Regions from separate parts of the Homo sapiens genome. Here all the other regions are linked to region 3. A link is an interaction called in ENCODE POLR2A ChIA-PET data of the cell type or tissue named here. Cell type or tissue: Caco-2. All regions are shown on one strand. Links, peaks and the distances in the headings refer to the core of each region. The heading gives the core; the rest is flanking DNA.

Region 1 (7,087 bases), core at 906-5,905, 67 kb after region 3:
GAACCCAGGGGGCTAGAAACTGTTTCTTTCCAATGTTTAACTCCCCGCTGAGCATACAGAGCATGGAGGACCATGCCTTCTTTCCCCTTCCAGAACGCGTCTACAGAGCAGGCCCCCAGATCCCTTCTCCCTGGAGATCTGGAAATGGCAAACTGCAGGCTCCTCTCTGCTGCAGGAGTGGGAGCAGCTGGACATAGGATTCAGAATTATTCCACATTTTAACAAACACTCACCGAGCACATTATATTCTAGGCCTTGTCCTGAGCACTGGTGAATTTTATTTCTAGGAGGCAAAATAATCCCTCAAGTCTATTTTAAGCTGTTTTATTTATAGAATGAGTGAAGTTTGAGCTGAAAAGCTCTATTGATCACATCTCATCCCTCATCTTTGTCACAGTCACATGTCTTCCCATTGGTTTGCTCCCTGCTTTAAATATCCTCAGCATTAGCAGTGACATCACTTCTGGGGAGAAGGTTTCACAATGTCTGAAGGTGGACCAGGCAACCTCACACTGAACTGCACATTGCAAAAGCAGATTACTCAGAAAGAGTACCACTGCTGCAGAATTATTACTTTTCTCATCTGTCTCCACGTTTTAAAGGTGCTTGTTTGTACATTTAGGAAATGCACAAATACTTCAGTGCTTTTTAAGAGTACAGTTCTGCAGAGAGTGTTTAGTAAGCAGCTGATAAAGACAGGTCAGGTTGACTTAAGGTGGTATTTGGACCCTGATATTGAAAGCAGAAAGTTTAGAGTGAATTTTTCCATGATTTGCATCGGCATGCCATAGACTGGGAGGAACCACTGATTAGAAAAAGATGGGCTTTAGAGATAGTCTTAAGTTTGCAAACCGCTTCCCTATTTACAATCTTTGTAATCTTGAGCAAGCTAATTATCAGTTTACTTAGCTGTGCAATGGAAGTTTCTTGTGGAGTATTTAAACAAAGCTGGCCAGGTGGGGTGGCACATACTTGTAATTCCAGCACTTTGGGAGGCTGAGGTGGGAGGATCACTTGGATCCAGGAGTTCAAGACCAGCCTGGGCAACACAGTGGGACCCTGCCTCTACAAAATATTTAAAAATTAGTCGGGTGGGGTGGCACACGCCTGTGGTCCCAGCACTAGGGAGGCTGAGGTGGGAGGATTGCTTGAGCTTGGGAGGCAGAGGTTGCAGTGAGCTGTGATTGTGCACTCCAGCCTGGGTGACAGAGTGAGACCTTGTCTCAAAAAAAAAAGTAAAAATTTAAAAAATAAAACAAAGCCCTTGCACTCCTTTAACTCGAGGAGAGAAAGAAATGAATATTTATTGGAAGATACCAGAGTGCATCAGTATGTTGTAGAATGGGGGGAACCATTGATGATTAGTGGTTCCCACCCCCAACTCACAAACTCAATAATTTTGGTTCTGAAATTTCAGTTGGACTGATCCAGTAAGAAGACTGACCATTTCAGGCCAAGTCTGATCTGCTTAGCAACCAGCTGGTTGCTTTTCCTTTTCTCTTTGCTGAGCTGAGTCTACTCACTCATCAGCATCAGTCTGACACTCCCCTCTCCCAGGAAGACTTTTCTGAACAGCCCATGCCAGTGATTTTTTTTCCACCCATTAAAATCTTGCCATATATTGCAATAGCCCTCATGCAGCTTCTGCTCTGCGTGGTGGTATCAGTTCTGTGTCTGTGCACATGTGTCTTCCCTTTCCACACAGTTCCTTGAAACCAGGCACTGTGTCTCACTTTCACATCCTATAACCTAGTACATGGTGAGTATTGAATAATAGCAGTCAGTCAAAAACAAATCATTATTCAAGATTGCCTCACAACGATGTGAATATACTTAACACTGCTAAACTATAGACTTAAAAATGGTTAAGATGGTAAATTTTGTTACGTGTCTTTACCACAATGAAAATTTTGTTCTGTTTAAAAATGAGTTATTCCCATGAATACTACATTTTTGGGCTTAGCTTTAAAAAAAAAAATCATCCAGGCTCAAATTTGAAAGGGATTAGAGCTTAACCAAAAGTAACAGTGCTGAGGTTGAGAAGCCCTGTTCTACCTTCAAACTTCAATGAAGCCCAGATACTTTGTTGTGGGAAGCTATCCTGTCTATTGTAGGATGTTTAGCAGTGTTACTGGCCTCTGCACACGAGGTGCTGGTAGCTCTCCCACCCTCATTGTGACAACCAAAAGTGTCTCCAGATACGGCCAGCTGTCTTCTTGAGGTGGTAGACAAGTTGTTCTCAGTTGAAAACCACCAAGGAAGACAAAGCCTCTCACTGTGGATGCCTGGCTCCCCAGTTGGGCCGGGAATGCTGGAGGCAAGATGTGGGTCCTTCATGGGCTTATTTGAGGGCGCAACACTCAGCCCCCCACCACCCCCAGGCTACGATGCCTGTCTTTCAGTAGCTGGTAGTTGGCTCCATCCGTTTCATTAAAAGTCCATGTGTGAACAAGTGTTTCCCAATTACCTCCCAAAACAAGCATGTACAGAGTGGGCGCTCAATAAATACCTTTTGAGATGCAATTACCTGCTGCCCGCCCACCTGCGGCATCTACAAATTACACCTAGACCAGCAGACAAATGACTCAGAGAATGTTTCACAGTCCTGGCTGTACAGTGCTGTTTTGGAGCCAAGCCTCCAAAGCAAGTCCATTGAATTCTTCTAGGGCTGGTCTCTGTCCCTACTGCTACAAATCCTAGCCATTCCTTACATTTGTTAGCGTTTCACAAATCATAAAGTGCCTCACATGTAACCTCTCCCTTGATTCCCCACAACAACCCTGTTGAGGTAGGCAGGGCAGGAACAATTACTCCCATTCTGCAGATGAAGAGACTGATTTTCAGAAAAATTCAGGTCACATAGCAAAGCAGGGACAAAGTTTCTCCTCCAGCTCTAAGTCTAGTGCCCTTTTCATGCTTTCAATAAGAAATCCAGAAGAGCAGTGTTCTGCAGTGACTTCCACATCTCAATCTGCAGAAGATGTTGACTCCTCAGGGCATGTGTCAGAGTCTTGACCTGCTACCACCCCTGAGGAGCTGTTTGTACAGTCCCGATGGGAAAGTGTAAACAGGGTGAGAGGCATGGTGAGCTTCCAGGCCTGGCGTGAAGATCAAAGCCTGGGCCCCACATGCCAGACCTGCTTTCACGCTGTTCCCTTAGTCCTGAAAAGCTCTGAGATCCTCTCAGCCACTTTGTGGAAGAAACACAAAGCAGGTTCACCTAGCTTTCTCTGGACATCATGGAAATGGCCAAAACCTCGAAGCCCCAGGAGGAGGCTGTGGCTAGATTTCAAGGCTAGCATGAGTAAGGAAGGCCAAAGCCTTTTGGATCTGAGGGTCTGTTGGGCATCAGAACTCTGTAATTCTATGCCTTAGGAAATTCTTTGATGGCTGTAACATTCTCGTGTGGACAAGCCTAGATGTGAGTAATGCTTTAATGGGAGTCACATGGGTATTGGTCTACAGATGGGGGAGTTAGTGATTATTCACGGCAAATGTGGGTTTTCTCAATTCCGGCAATTTTTCTAGTGAAGACTTGCCCATTGAGACAACATGGCTCCTTTTTAATGAAATGATTTGCTTGGTTTTTCTTTGACAGAACAAGCCAAACTGGGTTTCATTGTCCAGGCATCCTAGAATTCATTCTTCACTAAAGAAGATCTGCGTGATAAGATGATTACTTTATTAGTTGGGGAGGATAGAAGCAGGACTAAAACTCTAACCTTGAGTACCTCAGCAATACCAGACGGATGTGCGTCTCATTCTAAGTGGCTTTACAGACAATGAGTCTAAGCTAAAACATTGGAGGAAAAAACCCACAGTAATCAACTTTCTTCCTATATCTCATCAAGAAACGTGTGTTGGCCGGGCAGGATGGCTCGTGCCTGTAATCTCAGCACTTTAGGAAGCCAAGGCAGGAGGATCACTTGAGGCCAGGCATTCGAGACCAGCCTGGGCAACATAGTGAGACCCCCTCCCCCCATCGAAAAACATAAAAATTAGCTTTGTATAGTGGCACACACCCATAGTCCTAGCTACTTGGGAGGCTGAAACAGGAGGATCACTTGAGCCCAGGGGTTTGAGGCTGCAGTGAGCTATGATCACACCACTGCACTCCAGCTTGGGTGAAAGAGTGGTGAGACCCACAGCCAAGCGTGTAATCCCAGCACTTTGGGAGGCCGAGGCAGGCGGATTGCCTGAGGTCAGGAGTTCGAGACCAGCCTGGCCAACATGGTGAAACCCCATCTTTACTAATAATACAAAAATTAGCCTGGCATGGTGGCACACGCCTGTAATCCCAGCTACTCGGGAGGGTGAGGCAGGAGAATCGCTTGAACCCATGAGGCGGAGGTTGCAGTGAGCTGAGATCGCACCACTGCACTTCAGCCTGGGTGACAGAGTGAGACTGTCTCAAAACAAAAAAAAAGAAAGAACGAAAGAAACAGAGACAGGAAGGAAGGAAGGAAGATAGGTAGGTTCATAGTCAAAGTAGAAAAGCCTTTTCCCAGTTCGTCTTTTTCAAAGCCACTCCAGGAAAGTCTCACTTAGACAGTGTCCAAGTTGAAAAGCCCAACTGGAAAAGTGTCTGTTGTGCAGTTTCCAGAGGGGAGGCAGCATGGAATCATGGAGGAAAGTCTGGACCAGGAGTCCAAGGACTTAGCTTCTCATCCAGGCCTTGCTACTTATGCAGTGCATGACTTTGATAAAGTCCCTTCACCTCTCTGAGCCTCAGTTTTTGCAATGGTAAAATAGGAATGATATGACCTGCCCTCTGCACCTAAGAAAGTACTTAGGAGATCAAGTAAGGTAATGGATATCAATGTTTTATAAATCCCCACTGAAGGTGGTACTGCAATAGAAGGAAGGAATCAGATCTGTGTTCCAACTCTTCAATAAGTGCCTCCTGTGAACCATTCCCATTGCCTATGAAGTACAGCATAGAAGACTGACCCCAGTGTATTAGGAAGACCTTTTATTATCAGGGAAAAGCTGGAGGCTGTGACAGAAGATTTAGCTTCCGGTCCAGCTACAACAAACTCACCCTATGATTTAGGCAAATAACTGCCTTTCTAGGTCTCAGTTTCTTCATCCATAAAATAGGGATAATAATACCGTCATTTTTCCCACTTGAAAAATAGGAATAATAATTGTCCTACTTTCTTCCCCTATAAATTGGAGATGGTAGGCCAGGCGCAGTGGCTCACACCTGTAATCCTAGCACTTTGGGAGGTCGAGGCGGGTGGATCACTTGAGGTCAGGAGATCGAGACCAGCCTGGCCAACATGGTGAAACCCCATCTCTACTAAAAATACAAAAATCAGCCAGGTGTGGTGGCATACACCTGTAATCCCAGCTACTGGGGAGGTTGAGGCACGAGAATCACTTGAACCTGGGAGGCAGAGGTTGCAGTGAGCCAAGATCGTGCCACTGCACTCCAGCCTGGGCGACAGGCTGTTCCCTAGCACTTAGTTTATACTAGTGTAGCTCAATATTTTTTTAGCTTTTATCTTTGTAATTTTATTTATTTATTTATTTATTTGAGACAGGGTCTTGCTCTGTCACTAGAGTGCAGTGGTGCACTCACAGCTCACTGCAGTCTCGCCCTCCCAGGCTCAAGCAGTCCTCCCACCTCAGCCTCTCTAGTATCTGGGACTATAGGCGCATGCCACCATGTCTGGCTAATTAAAAAACAAAAAATTTTTTTGTTAGAGATAGGATCTCCCTATATCGCCCAGGCTGGTGTCGAACTCCTGGACTGAAGTGATCCTTCTGCCTCAGCCTCCCAAAGTGCTGGGATTACAGGCATGAGCCACCAATGCCTGGCCTATCTTTGTAATTTTAATTTGGTCAAAAATAAGGTTTTGGGGGCAGAAACCCAATTTTTATGAAGTGAGGACTCTTATTCCAATGCCGATCTACTGTGACCCTCGCAATCACTCTGGCAGCTCTCTGCCAGAGTTCTTAAAGGTTGGGGCCTCCAAGAAGCAAAGGCAAGAAGTGGGCAGTTAGTGTTGCATGTCCCATCTTCCAGTGGCTCCTGTGGCCTAGAACAAGGGAACATACTCGAAATGTCAGAGTGAAAACAGAAGAGAAGCACTTACTGATCCCTGCTGCAGTGTTTGTTTTCTACGAACCCTTAGTGGAACACTGACACTCTTCATTCCTGAGAAGATGGGATCTATTAAATAACACCCATCCTCATTTTCCCTCTTGCAACAGCCATTCTTGGCTCTAAGAAGCACCTAGCTATACACTCCTCCCTTTTCAGTACCTTAAAGACCAAAGTCAAACCTTGTTTTTCTGCTGCTATTGATTGTTTTTCTAACTCCTTGAGCTGGTTTTATAACCCTAGCTTTATTGCTGTAGTCTTGGCTGGCTTTGAAATTCCCTATGGATCGCTCTTTTGATAACTTCCTGCTAGGCAAGGAATTTACTATCATCTTTCAGCACTATTAGCAAACCTGTCTCTAGATCTCTCATTTCCCAGCACTTGATATTGTCCAGAGAACAGCAGTTTGGCAGGGGAAGAATCACTGGAAGGGGGAACGTGTCCAAAGTCCTGGAATACTACAAGCAGGTTTTGTAGTCCCTGCTAACCCAGTACTTCTGAATAGAGCATATGGGGACTGTCTGAGAGAGGAGGGCTGAAAGATGTCCTGTTGTCCTATCATAGAACTTTACATAAACTTACAAGAAGAGGAAAAGTCTGTAAAGGATTGGTGGCACTCAGAATCTCCTTTTTCTATCTTCTCTTTGCCTGATAATTATTATCACTAATTTGATGATGAGGAATTATTTCTCTTAGTTTCATTTCTGTAAGCAGCCCTGTTCTGTTGGGAAAGACTCCCAGCACCAAAATTAGGAAGACATATTTGAGACAAATATGTGCTTCCTTTTCCTCTGCATCTAACTTCAGCCTGTGCCCTCTGATCCTATATTTCAGTCTCAGGGCTAGATTGAGGTTGAGTTATGGTTGAGATCTGACCATCAGTTTTTAAAAGCTGAGCGTAGCACCTTACAATCTCCATCTCACTGGTTCCAGACCACTACAGAGAGATCACGGAGGCTTGAGATGTCCTTAGAACAC
Region 2 (7,065 bases), core at 2,066-7,065, 90 kb before region 3:
CTCAAAATGGATCAAAGACCTAAACATAAGAGCTAAAACTATAACACTCTCAGTAGAAAATATAGACACATCTTCATGACTTTTGTGCTTCAAAAGATGCTGTCAAGAAAGCAAAGAACTGGGCCGGGCGCGGTGGCTCACGCCTGTAATCCCAGCACTTTGGGAGGCCGAGGCGGGCAGATCACGAGGTCAGGAGATCGAAACCATCCTGGCTAACACGGTGAAACCCCGTCTCTACTAAAAATACAAAAAATTAGCCAGGCAAGGTGGCGGGCGCCTGTAGTCCCAGCTACTCGGGAGGCTGAGGCAGGAGAATGGCGTGAACCCTGGGGGGCAGAGCTTGCAGGGAGCCGAGATCGCGCCACTGCACTTCAGCCTGGGCAACAGCGAGACTCCATCTCAAAAAAAAAAAAAGCAAGCAAAGAACCCACAAAATGGAAGAAAATATTTGCAAATCATATATCTGATAAGTCTAGTCTTCAGTATTCAGTATTCAGCAAAGGAAGGCTGGGCATGCTGATGCATACCTGTAGTCCCAGCTGTTGGGGAGGCTGAGGCAGAGGGTTTGCCTAATGCCAGGAGTTCAAGTCTGAAGTGCACTATGGCATGCACTGGAGTACCATGCCTGTGTACGCTAGCCTGAGCAACATAGCAACACCTCATCTCTAAAAATAAAAAAAAAAAAATTTTTTAAATTAAAAAGAAGTCTTGCAAGAAAACAATCTACTTTAAAAATGAGGACCAGGCTTGGTGGCTCATCCCCGTAACCCCAGCACTTTGGGAGGCTGAGGCGGGCAGATTGCTTGAGACAGGAGTTCAAGAGCAGCCTGGGCAACATGGCGAAACCCCATTTCTAGAAAAATTAAAAACTAGGCGGGCGTGGTGGCACGCACCTGTAGTCCCAGCTACTCAAGAGGCTGAGGTAGGAAGATCACCTAAGCCTGGGGAGGTTGAGGCTGTGAATAGCCGTGATTGGGCCACCGCACTCCACCCTGAGGGACAGAGTGAGACCCAGTCTCAAAAAAGAAAAAAGGCAAAGAATCTGAATATATATATATACACACACACACATACATACAAATGGCAAATAAGCACATGAAAAGATGCTAAACATCTTTGAGTCATCAGACAAATGCAAATTAAAACTACGATGAGATACCTCTTCATACCCTCTAGGATGGCTATAGCCAAAGAGATTGACAATAACAAGTTTGGTGCGGATGTAAAGAGACCAGAAGCCTCATACATTGCTGGTGAAAATGTAAAATGATGCAGCTGCTTTGGAAAACAGTCTGGCAGTTCCTCAAAAGGTTAAAGATAGTTACCATGGGTCTTAGTCCATTCATCTGGGCTGCTGTAACAAAATAAGGTAGACTGGGTGGCTTACAAGCAACAGAAGTTTATTTGTTGCAGTTCTGGGGACTGGGAAGCCCAATATCAAGGTTCTGGCAGATTTAATATCTGGTGAGATCCCATTTCCTGGTTCATAGATGGTACCTTCTCACTGTATCCTCACGTGATGTAAAAGGGCAAGGTAGCTCTTGGGGCTTCTCCTATGAACTAATGACCTCCCATAAGTCCCGAACTGCTAATATCATCACTTTGGGGGTTAGGATTTCAGCATATGGATTGTGGTGGAGGTGCAAACACTCAAACCATAGCACAGTATGACCCAGCAACTCCATTCTTAAGTATATACCCAAGAGAAATGAAAACATATGTTCATACAAAAACTTATACAGTTGTTTGGAGCCAGACTATTTGTAATAGCCAAAAAAATAGAAACAACCCAAATGTCCATCAGTTGATGATGGAAACAAAATGTGTTATATCCAATGAAATACTAGTCAGCCATAAAAAGGAATACTGGGCCAGGCATGGTGGCTTATGCCTGTAATCCAAGCACTTTGTGAGGCTGAGGTGGGAGGATCACTTGAGCCCAGGAGTTTGAGGCCAGCTTGGGCAACATAGCAAGATCTCATCTTTACAAAAAATAAAATATAATAAAATTCTGGCCCTGCGCGATGGCTCATGCCTGTAATCCCAGCACTTTGGGAGGCTGAGGCGGGCGGATCATGAGGTCAGGAGTTCAAGACCAGCCTGGCCAATATGGTGAAACGCCATCTCTACTAAAAAATAAAAAAATTAGACGAGCTTGGTGGTGCACGGCTGTAGTCCCAGCTACTTGGGGGGCTGAGGCAGGAGAATTGCTGGAACCCGGGAGACTGAGGTTGCAGTGAGCCAAGATCGCTCCATTGCTCTCCAGCCTGGGTGACAGAGCAAGACTCCATCTCAAAAAAATAAATAAATAATAAAAAAACAAAAAATTAGCCAGGCATGGTGGTATGTGCCTGTGGTCTCAGATACTTGGGAGGCTAAGGTGGAAGGATGGCTCAAGCCCAGGAGTTTGAGGTTTCAGTGAGATATGAATTTGTTGCTCATTCTGAGCAACAGAGCAAGACCTTGTCTCCATTAAAAAATAATAATAAGGCCGGGTGCAGTGGCTCATGCCTGTAATCCCAGCACTTTGGGAGGCCGAGGCAGGCAGATCATGAGGTCGGGAGTTCAAGACCAGCCATGGTGAAACCCCGTCTGTACTAAAAATACAAAAATTAGCCTGGCGTGGTGGCACACACCTGTAATTCCAGCTACTCGGGAGGCTGAGGCAGGAAAATCGCTTGAACCCAGGAGGCAGAGGTTGCAGTGAGCCGAGATCGTGCCACTGCACTCCAGCCTAGGCGACAGAGCAAGATTCCATCTCAAAAAATAATAATAATAATAAAATGTGATCATAATTTGAGAAAGGCTGCTCATTCTAACCATACATAAAAACAAGGAAAGCAGCAATATTATTGTAAAAACCCACCAACTGTTTCTTTTCTCCATTGCCAACGTCGGATTGGGCAAATCCTACCTTAAAAAGCACTGGCTTGCCTCGGTTTATTTTGCATCATCCAAAGGCCCTCTAAGGATCTCTGACTCACAGACCCTCACCCCAGACAGGTTTTATACACAGGCTCTCCCAGTCTCTTTCTTCCCATGGAACTCCAGTGAGATTGGGCTCATTTCTATCCCTCAGTTAACAGAGAGCCGATCAGGAGTGACTGACAGAAATCATCCACCAAAAATAACCAAGCTTGCCCGAGGAAAGTAACTTTCTTTCCATGCTTCTTCCTCTAAACCTAGTCTCTTTTAAGTAAAATAGTCTGACTCTTATAAGAATAAAACTAAAGGCCGGGCATGGTGGCTCACGCTTGTAATCCCAGCACTTTGGGAGGCCGAGGTGGGTTAACCACGAGATCAGGAGATCGAGACCAGCCTGACCAACATGTTGAAACCCCGTCTCTACTAAAAATACAAAAAATTAGCCAGGCATGTGGCGCATGCCTGTAATCCTAGCTACTCAGGAGGCTGAGGCAGGAGAATTGCTTGAACCTGGGAGGTGGAGGTTGCAGTGAGCTGAGATGGCACCACTGCACTCCAGCTTGGGCGACAGAGTGAAACTCCGTCTCAGGAAAAAAAAAAAAAAAGAGGAAGAAAACTACCAGCTCCAGGTAAAAGGCAACACTATTGTTGTTACCGCCTTCTCCAGGACAGGAAAGGCAAGCCCAGGGTGAATAAGCAACTTTTGGGCACCTACTAAATGGCAGGCCCTGTGAGGCAGACACAAAGTCACAATTGATGCCCTCAAGAAGCTTGCATTCGGCCGGGCGCGGTGGCTCACGCCTGTAATCCCAGCACTTTGGGAGGCCGAGGCGGGTGGATCATGAGGTCAGGAGATCGAGACCATCCTGGCTAACAAGGTGAAACCCCGTCTCTACTAAAAATACAAAAAATTAGCCGGGCGCGGTGGCGGGCGCCTGTAGTCCCAGCTACTCGGGAGGCTGAGGCAGGAGAATGGCGTGAACCCGGGAAGCGGAGCTTGCAGTGAGCCGAGATCCCGCCACTGCAGTCCGCAGGCCAGCCTGGGCGACAGAGCGAGACTCCGTCTCAAAAAAAAAAAAAAAAAAAAAAAAAAAAAAAAGAAGAAGCTTGCATTCTAGTGGGAAAACAGAAATGTAGTTAGTTTCATTATAAAACCACAAAGTAAATATTAAACAGGGATAGGAACAGTTTGTCCTGACTGCAGGAGTGATTACTTCTGACTTGGAAATCAGGAAAGGCTTCATGTCTGTTGTACCTGGCTTACACTTGGAAGGATATGCGTGATTTTCATAGAAGAGTTGGAATGAGCATAGCAGGCTAGAGGGAACAGCATGAGGGATACATGAAAATAAATAACAACTACAATGCATAGTACATCAGGTGTAGGGCAGGATCTGGAAGAGAAATGTAATCAGGATCAGATTGAAAAAGGTTGTAGTTCCATGCTTGTGTTTGGACTTTGTACTTATTGGTGGCATCATAGAGGGCTTTTTTTGGCAATAAGAAGTTTGGAGGCTGAGCATGGTAGCTTACGCCTATAAACCTAGCACTTTGGGAGGCCGAGGCAGGAGGATTGCTTGAGGCCAAGAGTTCAAGATCAACTTGGCCAACATAGCGAGACCCTATCTTTTAAAGTACTTTTTTTAGGAATTTTTATTTTTCAAAAAAAAATTTGAAGCCAATACATCTGCCAGGACCCCTGCAATGATGATGGGGAGTTACTCAAGCAGTGAAAGTAGGAATAGAGAGAACAGACAAGATATGGTAGAATTGACTGAATATGGAAAACTAAACCAGAGAAGGGTCAAAACATGATTCACCCTCCAATACCCAACAATTTATGGGGATCTTTTAGAGCCAGCCATTTAGTGCCCCCTGGTGGACAGATGAGACCATCACAGCATTAACAGCAACAAGTCACTTAGGCTGTTTCATTCTTCCAGTAAAAAGTTTATATTGAACACTATCCAGACCCTCACTAATCAGCCTCTGCAGAAGCCACAGAGATCACGGCACTATTTTAGGTGAATCTAGTTAGGAGAAAAGATAGACCTCAAATGCCTAACCCATAACAGAAAGTAGAATAAATGACCAAATCCTAAAATATGTGGTGGATAACACTGACATGAGATTTTAGAAAATACTGCAATTTGAGAGGTGGGTTAAGGCTTCAGATATAACAGAGTTTTTTGTTTTGTTTGTTTTGAGACAGAGTCTCGCTCTGTCACCCAGGCTGGAAGTGCAGTGGCTGAGTCTCAGCTCACCTCAATCTCCACCTCCTATGTTCAAACGATTCTCCTGCCTTAGCCTCCAGAGTAGCTGGGACTACAGGTGCATGCCACCACACCTGGCTAATTTTTGTATTTTTAGTAGAGACGGGATTTCACCATGTTGGCCAGGCTGGTCTCAAACTCCTGACCTCAAGTGATCCGCCCACCTCTGCCTCCCAAAGTGCTGAGACTGCAGGTGTGAGCCACTGCGCCCGGCCACAGAGCCATTTCTTTAACATATGATTTTTGAAGAGCATCCAGGTCAGAGGCAATTGTGAACAAAACATCCTGAGAAGTAAATGAAAAAATAGTAAGGTTGAAATACTAAGAAATTCTATAGGTAATGAAGTCTGAAGGTTCAACCTGGCTAGTGATGTAGTGTTCAAGTTTTAAGACCAATCTGACACTGGAATAAAAAATGGAGAAATTAGGATGCCCAAGACAAAATTTAGATATGAAAACAGTGAAAGCCAGTTGTGAAGTCCTAATAAACTAATCCTGGCCAGGAGCTGTGGCTCACGCCTATAGGAAGGCCAAGCCAGGAGGACTGCTTGAGCTCAGGAGTTTGGGACAGCCTGGGCAACACAGCAAAACTGTCTCTACAAAAAATTAGCCAAGTGTGAAGGCAGGCACCTATAGTCACAGCTATGTAGGACACTGAGGTGGGAGGATCACTTGAGCCCGGGAGGTTGAGGCTGCAGTGAGCCACTGCACTCCAGCCTGGGTGACAAAGCAAGACCATCTCAAAAAAATAAATGATCCAATTAATATAAGTTAGCTGGACACATTAAATGGTTACTGCATGGTTGGAAAAACAAGCTTTCCGATTGTCTCTTAGCTAAGTGTATTTTGTCTTCTGCATTTCTTGGGCCCACCTTGAGGTAGAAAAGGTAGCTGGGTGCAGTGGTTCACACTTGTAATCCCAATACTTTGGGAGGCTAAGATGGGAAGATTGCTTGGTCAACATAGCGAGACCCCAAAGACAAGGTTACCCAGACCCCAATCCAAAGCTCTAGGGCTGCAGGCATGGATAGTTCATTTGCACGTAAGCTGTATCAGGAGCACACAAAAGCGCCATTAGGTCAGTAATTCGGCTATTCCTTTTTTTATTTTGAGACAGTTTCACTCTGTCACCCAGGCTGGAGTGCAGTGGTGTGAACTTGGCTCACTGCAAGCTCCACCTCCTGGGTTCACGCCATTCTCCTGGCTCAGCCTCCCGAGTAGCTGGGACCACAGGCACCCGCCACCTCGTCAGGCTAATTTTCTGTATTTTTAGTAGAGGTGGGGTTTCGCCATGTTAGCCAAGATGGTCTTGATCTCCTGACCTCGTGATCTGCCCACCTCAGCCTCCCAAAGTCCTGGGATTGTAGCAGTGAGCCACCATGCCCGGCCCAATTCAGCTATTCTTTTACTTTCCCAGGCTTATTTCTCTCTCAAATGCCAATCAGGGTTACATGTTATCCAGAAAACCTATCATTCTCAACTAAACACATAATGTTCCTGCTAGTTGTAATGTAATTCCTACTCCTTAATTCACAAGTGGCAACCTCCCTTCCACAACACCAGTACTTCTACCACAAGGCAGAATTAATAGCCATCTGCGATCTAAGAGAGAATAGGAAGATAAATAATCCTTACACCCAAAAGGCCAAACAATTTTTATTTTCAAAAACAACTTTATTCATGACACATATTAAAAAAAAATTCCCACCCCTGGAAATGAGCTAAAAAAATAAACAAAATCCACCTCCCACCTCCCTGTTCCCACTTCCTCCCATTCCCTCCAAATAAAAGGGAAAAAAGGCAAAGGAAAAAAAAAAAAAACAAAAAAACAAAACAACTGAAAAACAAAAACACCCCTAAACCCCCC
Region 3 (7,087 bases), core at 2,034-7,033:
TCCCAGCAGAAGTACTGGAGTACATTTACAAGAGTGAGGAAGAGTACAAGATACCAAAGATCTTAACTTTAAGTTACTCTTTTTTATTCTATTGACCTGACAGCAGGCACACATTGGGCACTGTAAGAAAGTCCCCAGTTATGCCTACCTTGTCATCACTTTGCTAATATTTGTTAATCTTGCTTTGAAGCTCTGCTACTCTCATTCCCCAATTAACCCAATCTGAAAGAAGCAAAAATTAAGATTCCTAATCTTTCCCTGTAAAGTGAAATTTTAGTAGTGGGACTGGTCATTGATTAAGACAAATGCCATGTCAGGAGAAAACATCACATGGCATATGCTTCACGGAGACAAACCACTCCAAAGTGAGCTGCTGTTACCATAGTAAACAGCTTTTTACATTAGCGAACTTTAAAAGGTCATGAGATTGGTACAGAGAAAAAACCTTCCCCTGAGGCTACTTAACTTGACTGTTCTTTCTCTGGGGACTAAAGGTTTTTCTTTTTCTTTTTCTTTTCTTTTTTTTTTTTTTTTTTTTTTTTTTGAGACGGAGTCTTGCTCTGTCGCCCAGGCTGGAGTGCAGTGGCACGATCTTGGCTCACTGCAAGCTCTGCCTCCGGGGTTCACACCATTCTCCTGCCTCAGCCTCCTGAGTAGCTGGGACCATAGGCGCCCGCCACCATGCCCGGCTAATTTTTTGTAGTTTTAGTAGAGATGGGGTTTCACCGTGTTAGCAGGATGGTCTCAATCTCCCGACCTTGTGATCCACCCGCCTCGGCCTCCCAAAGTGCTGGGATTACAGGCATGAGCCACTGCGCCCGGCCAGGTTTTTCTTTTTCCCAGTCCGTAACGTTGCCAGAGTGAGCTAGAAAGTACATAACATTCTTCTCTTAAAACAAAACAAAACAAAAAAATGGCTTACACCTGTAATCCCAGCACTTTGGGAGGCTGAGGCAGGCGGATCACTTGAGGCCGGGAGTTCGAGATCAGCCTGGCCAACATGGTGAAACCCCATCTCTACTAAAAATACAAAAGTTAGCCAGGCATGGTGGTGCATGCCTATAATTCCAGCTACTCAAGTGGCTGAGACATGAGAATCGCTTGAACCTGGGAAGCAGAGGTTGCAGTGAGCCAAGATTGTGCCACTGCATTCCAGCCTGGGTGACGAAGTGAGACTATGTCAAAAACAAAACAAAACAAAAACTCCCACAGGTCTCCATCACCTGCAGGATGAAGTTCAGGCTCTTTAGCCCAGTGTATAGAGCCTTCCATCATCCGACACTGCCTACTTCACTAGCCTCATCTCTCACCACTTCTTACCTTACTGTTTATACTCTAACAATCTCAACTATGTGTAGTCCCCTGCACTATGGTTTTGTGATGTAATATGTCTTTGTACATGCTGTTCTCTTAAACTAGAATAAATCTTCCCTGCCTTATCCACTTGGCAAATTCCATTTTATCATTCAAAACCCTACTGAAGAATCACTCCTTCTGTGAAGTCTTCCGTGATCAAAACACCCTACCCCAAGTCCCTCTTCTAGGGATTTACACACCTTGTAAGTATTGCAGCATTAAAAAAAAAGACACTGAAATTTAAGTATCCTTTCTAAGACTTAATAGCAATAAGAACTTGGTCAAATCACTTATCCTCTCTGAGCCAGTCTCTTCATTTGTAAAATGATTCTACTAATAATTACCACCTGGGCTTGTGGTGAGGCTTACATAAAATTGGTTGATATGAAACTGCTTTTTAAGCTGCAAAGGTATCATCATCATCATTTCTAATCAAATTGATGTCACAGACTAGACCACTTCCCCTTTAGAAATGGCTCTTCTATCAGCCAAACTTTCCTCTATTCCCATCCATTATACTTATTCTATCTCTTTTCCCTGAAGAATCTGATGCCTTGTGGCTTTCCCTGCCAGACTTCAAAACACTAACGAGTACATTCTAGTCCTCAAGTAATAGATTTGCTAAATCATTTGCTAAATAATTTAGGACCATTCTTTATTAATGGATTCCTTCAATTTCTAAAATTGACAGTTTCCTACAGTATCTTTATCACCATTGACCTAATAAGTGATTTTTATCCTAAGTCACACATAGAAATGGCTACTCCTTACATCCTTACATGAAAACATTTTTCCCTGAATCTGAAAACAGTTGAGTCACTCACCCAGAGTCACACACTTTTTACAGAAAATATGGCCACAGCTGGTGACAAAGAAATGGGCCCCATCTTTTCGGAAGCACTGGTTGCAATGAAACCAATCCATTCTGGAGCAGATAAAGAGAAAGAGTAAGAATAACCTAGAGAATAACATAATTATAGCTGTTCCAAAATCTATGTAACCGTGCTTGCTTAGCTTCTGATAGCTTTTTGGGATGTGGCATATCATTGTGGGTATTCCAATTGGTTGTAAAGAAGTATATGTACATATACAGTGAAAAAAAAGCAGACTGCTTTTTATAACAGCAGGTTGTTATAACATTTTATATATAAATGTGTGTGTGTGTATATATATATACATATAAACACACATTTAGAAAAGTAATGGACAGACAGTGGTGAGATTTTTTTTTTTTTGAGTGGTGAGGTTATGAGTGTGTGTGTGTGTGTGTGTGTGTTTTCCTTTACTTTTTTTTCCCCCAGGTTTTCTGGATTAATACATGTGCCAGTTTGTAATTAGAAAATACAATCCTGGCCAAGCACAGTGGCTCACGCCTGTAATCCCAGCACTTTGGGAGGCCGAGGCAGGTGGATCACCTGAAGTCAAAAGTTTAAGACCAGCCTGGCCAACATGGTGAAACCCCATCTCTACTAAAAATATAAAAATTAGCTGGGCATGGTGGCAGGCACCTGTAATCCCAGCTAATCAGGAGGCTGAGGCAGGAGAATCACTTGAACCCAGGAGGCAGAGGTTGCAGTGAGCTGAGACCGTGCCATTGCACTCCAGCCTAGGCGACAGAGCCAGACTCCGTCTCAAAAAAAAAGAAAAAGAAAAAGAAAAAAGAAAATACAATCCTAAAAATATAAAAACAAAAAATGAATCGTCCATTTCTTTTTTAACTACTTCCTGTGATATGGTGAGAGTGGAGCCAAGAGAAGGTAGTGAACCAGAAAGAGAAGATCACATATTAGCCACTTGGGACACATTTTATCTAAGGGAAATAGGGCTGATGAATGATGGTATGGTCTCAGCTTGTATACTTTCCTTCCACAGAAGGAAATATACTTTTCTTCTGCAGAAACTCAGAATCAGGCCAAGCATGGTGTCTCACACCTGTAATCCCAGCACTTTGGGAGGCCGAGGTGGGTGGATCACCTGAGGCCAGGAGTTCAAGACCAGCCTGGCCAACGTGGCAAAACTCCGTCTCTACTAAAAATAAAAGAAAATTAGCTGGGTGTGGTGGTGCACGCCTGTAACCCCAGCTACTTGGGAAGCTGAGGCATGATAATTGCTTGAACCCAGGAGGTTGCAGTGAGCCAAGATCGTGCCACTGCACTCCAGCCTGGGCGACAGAGTGAGACTCCATCTGAAAAAAAAGAAACTCAGAATCATAGATCTGATATGGACTTTGAAAAATTACTTAATGTTTGTTCAGTCCCAACATTTTTCAAAAGAGGTACCTGATATTCAGTAAAATTAAATGACTTGTCGAAAGTTCCATCTTTAGTTATTGGTCTCCTGATTCCCCATGTAAAGTTCTTGCTCCCACATTAAATAACTTTTGTGTTAGACATGGTAATCATATAGCCTGTATTTTCTGCCAATACCAATTTCATATACTTTGTTAAATACCTGAGTAAATGTGACTTTGTAAGGTTTCTTTGTGGGATTATTATTATTATTATTATTATTATTATTATTATTATTATTATTTTGAGACAGGGTCTGGCTCTGTCTCCAGGTTGGAGTGCAGTGGCAGATCAGGGCTCGCTGCAGCCTGGAACTCCTGGGCTCAAGCGATCTTCCCACCTCAGCCTCTGGAGTAGCTGGGACTACAGGCGAGCACCACCACGCCTGGCTATTTTTTATTTTTATTTTTATTTTTTGTAGAGACAAGGCCTCTCTGTGTTACCCAGGCTGGTCTGGAACTCCTGGACTCAAACGATCCTCCTTCCTTGGCCTCCCAAAGTGCTGGGATTACAGGCGGGAGTCACTGCACCGGGACTTTTCGTAGGATGTGTGTGTGTGTGTAACCGCTGAGGGATACAAACTTCGTAAGATTTACGATAAAAAATGTACTGAATAAACAGCTCAACGCAAACGCATCCCACAGTGCCACGAGCTTCGTTGTCCTATTTGTTCGATCGTGATACACTAACTTTCACCAGCAAGTGAGTCTAAAAAACCACTGAAAAGGCCCCGTTCTATATGCCCAGGTTTGTTTAAGGGCAGCAACAATGTCATCCCCTGAATTGACCAGATGAGCCCAACATAAAAAAGGCAGTGAACAGGGTGATTAAGGCGACCCTGAGGGCAAAATTCCCCTGCTTTCCAGAGGCGATGGGGCCTCAGCCGTCTCAAGCTTCTCAGTTCTTTTTCTGGCTACACTCCCTACCCGCTTGGCCGCTGTGATTCCAGAAAGCCTCAGATCTCAGGAAATCATCCAGTTCTCCTCACGAAGAGCTGGACATGGCGGGAAAGTAAACAGCTGGCTTGGCACCGGGTGAGGAAAGAGGCTGGGCGCAGCCGAGGCGGTGTGAGAGGTGTGGGCGGGGCCTGGCGGTATGCTAAATCAGTGGGCGTGGCTCCGTGGCGTGCGCGGGGCGTGGGCGGGGCCCGCAGAGGCTGTCACTGGGCTAGGAGCGGCTCGCGGTGGCGGGAGAGGGGTGTAGGAGACTTTTCCCAGCAGCCCAGGAAAATTCACCTCACTTAAAAGATTGGGGACAAATAAACACTGTAACCTAATCCCATACATGTTACTGTGGAAACAAAAAGGTGAAAATAAAACCTAATTAATGTTCCAATAAACGATGAGAACGCAATATAAATTGTGGTCATAAAGTGGGCGAAAACTTTTGCTTAATATTCTAAAATGAAATGAAAATAATGGGTGCTTTGAAAGAATAGCGTAAAATCGGAAACAGGAAAATTTAAAAATGATGCGGACAAAGAACAGTGTGATATTAATTGAGAACTAACAAATTTCAATTAAAAAAAGTCAACCTTTATTCAGAAATTTTTGGCCAGGGGCGGTGGCTCACGCCTGTAATCCCAGCACCTTGGGAGGCCGAGGCGGGCGGATCACTTGAGGTCAGGAGTTATAGACCAGACTGGCCAACATGGCGAAACCCCGCTTCTACTAAAAATACAAAAATTAGCCGAGTGTGGCGACACGCACCTGTAATCTCAGCTACTGAGGAGGCTGAGGCAGGAGAATCGTTTGAACCCGGAAGGCGGAGGTTGCAGTGAGCCGAGATCGCGCCACTGCACTTCAGCCTGGGAGACAGAGAGAGACTCCGTCTTTAAAAAAAAAAAAAAATTAGCCGGGTGTGGTGGCGGGTGCCCGTAGTCCCAGCTACTTAGGGAGGCTGAGGCAGGTGTATCACTTAATCCCACGGGGTCGAGGCTGCAGTTAGCTGTGTTCACGCCACTGCACTCCAACCTGGTTGAGGGAGCAAGACACTGCCTCAAACAAAAAAAAAAAAAAAAGAGAGAGACAGAATAAGATTGGCATCAGATTTCTCCACAGAAGCATTCTAGATAACAATGAAACAACATTTTCCAGATTTTCACGGAAACTATGATCCCAGAAATTTATATCCCCTTATATTGTGTTCAGGTATAAAGGCCACTGGCAAAAAGCATGCAAATGAGCTTTTCCTGAGGAATCCACTTAGAGTAGTAGTTCTCAAACTTTTTGGTCTCAGGCTTCCTTTACAAAATTATTGAAGACCCTCCAAAGAGCTTTTGTTTATGTAAATTGCATCTACCAATATTTACCAAATTAGCAATTAAAAGTGAGAAATTTTAAAATATTTATTATTTGAAATTTTTAAATATTATTTGAAAACAATAATAAACCCCATTAAATGTGTGTTTGTTTGTTGTTGTTGTTTGGGGTTTTTTTGCTTTTTGTTGTTGTTGTTGTTGTTTTTTGAAGCAGAGTCTCACTCTGTCGCCAGGGCTGGAGTGCAGTGGCGCCATCTCGGCTCACTGCAACCTCCGCCTCCTGGGTTCAAGCGATTCTCCTGCCTCAGCCTCCTGAGTAGCTGGGATTACAGGCGCCTGCCATTACGCCCAGCTAATTTTTTCTATTTTTAGTAGAGACGGGGTTTCACCGTGTTGGCCAGGCTGCTCTCGAACTCCTGACATCATGATCCACCTGCCTTGGTCTCCCAAAGTGCTGGGATTACAGGTGTGAGCCACCGCGCCTGGCCAAAATGTTAATATAAATAATCTATGGAAAATATGTTTTCCAAAACAAGAAAAATTTAGTGAGAAGAGTGGCATCGTTTTTACATTTTTGTAATCTCTTGCTATGTAGCTTAATAGAAAGCTGGTGGAGTCCTATATTTGCTTCTGCATTAACTTTTGCAGTACGCTGTTTTGGTTGGAGTGTGTGAAGAACATTTGGATTCACTCAAATATGTGGGGAAAGAGAATGGTATTTAAATGGCCTTTTCAGATAATTGTGAACATTTCTCTTTGATATCACATAAAAATTCAGGAAGTCTGAGTTAAAAGTTGATTGCAAAGTGGGATCTGAACCATATCAATGAACTTTTTATAGCCGGTTACATTAAAATTATTTGGTCTGTTTTGCACTTTAAATGGATCTTTTGCCCATGCACGATTTTGTAACATCATACATTTAGACCAAACTGGTCATTTCAAAAATTTTGGTTCACTGAGTTATACACATCAGTGCATTTTGTTATACAATATTAAATATTGACACAGTTCATTACACAATATAAAAAATCACTTTTGTTAATATCACTATCTATCTCATCAGGTAAGTATTTGAGTCTTGGGAAGCTGTCAAGCTGTCAGTTGCAGGTACAAGTTTTCCAAAGGTCTAATTTTCATCTGAAAGCTTGAATTTTATCATTGGCAACAAATACTGTCACTG

Evidence for each region. ChIA-PET counts read pairs that join two places held together with the same protein. Peaks named below come from ENCODE experiments on the same cell type or tissue, not always from the same donor. Only the 100,000 strongest peaks of a DNase experiment are listed, where the experiment ranks them.
Region 1: POLR2A ChIA-PET joins it to region 3 with 7 read pairs; 4 of 35 experiments call an interaction of 5 or more read pairs at or near these places.
Region 2: POLR2A ChIA-PET joins it to region 3 with 9 read pairs; 8 of 35 experiments call an interaction of 5 or more read pairs at or near these places.

Annotation. Positions count from the first base shown.
Region 1 is chr14:23,167,804-23,174,890 of GRCh38, reverse strand. The region is part of intron 1 of SLC7A8 (solute carrier family 7 member 8); the gene reads left to right. Among named protein-coding and RNA genes, the nearest start is that of SLC7A8, 12 kb to the left of the region's middle. RefSeq lists an enhancer at 2,356-2,857. In Caco-2, for the core only: no CTCF peak of the experiment used is centred there; DNase peaks (open chromatin) are centred at 960, 2,573 and 3,060.
Region 2 is chr14:23,325,950-23,333,014 of GRCh38, reverse strand. It overlaps BCL2L2-PABPN1 (BCL2L2-PABPN1 readthrough), which reads right to left. Exons shown (of 8, transcript NM_001387346.1): 8 at 6,852-7,065. PABPN1 (poly(A) binding protein nuclear 1) reads right to left here. Exons shown (of 7, transcript NM_004643.4): 7 at 6,852-7,065. Among named protein-coding and RNA genes, the nearest start is that of PABPN1, 8.0 kb to the right of the region's middle. RefSeq lists a silencer at 4,733-4,822. In Caco-2, for the core only: a CTCF peak has its summit at 4,827 (motif pointing left); a DNase peak (open chromatin) is centred at 4,804.
Region 3 is chr14:23,235,539-23,242,625 of GRCh38, reverse strand. It overlaps RNF212B (ring finger protein 212B), which reads right to left and starts at 4,690. Exons shown (of 15, transcript NM_001282322.3): 1 at 4,571-4,690; 2 at 2,181-2,281. The coding sequence starts at 2,280. RefSeq lists a silencer at 4,636-5,000. In Caco-2, for the core only: no CTCF peak of the experiment used is centred there; a DNase peak (open chromatin) is centred at 4,755; H3K4me3 peaks cover 1,425 bases.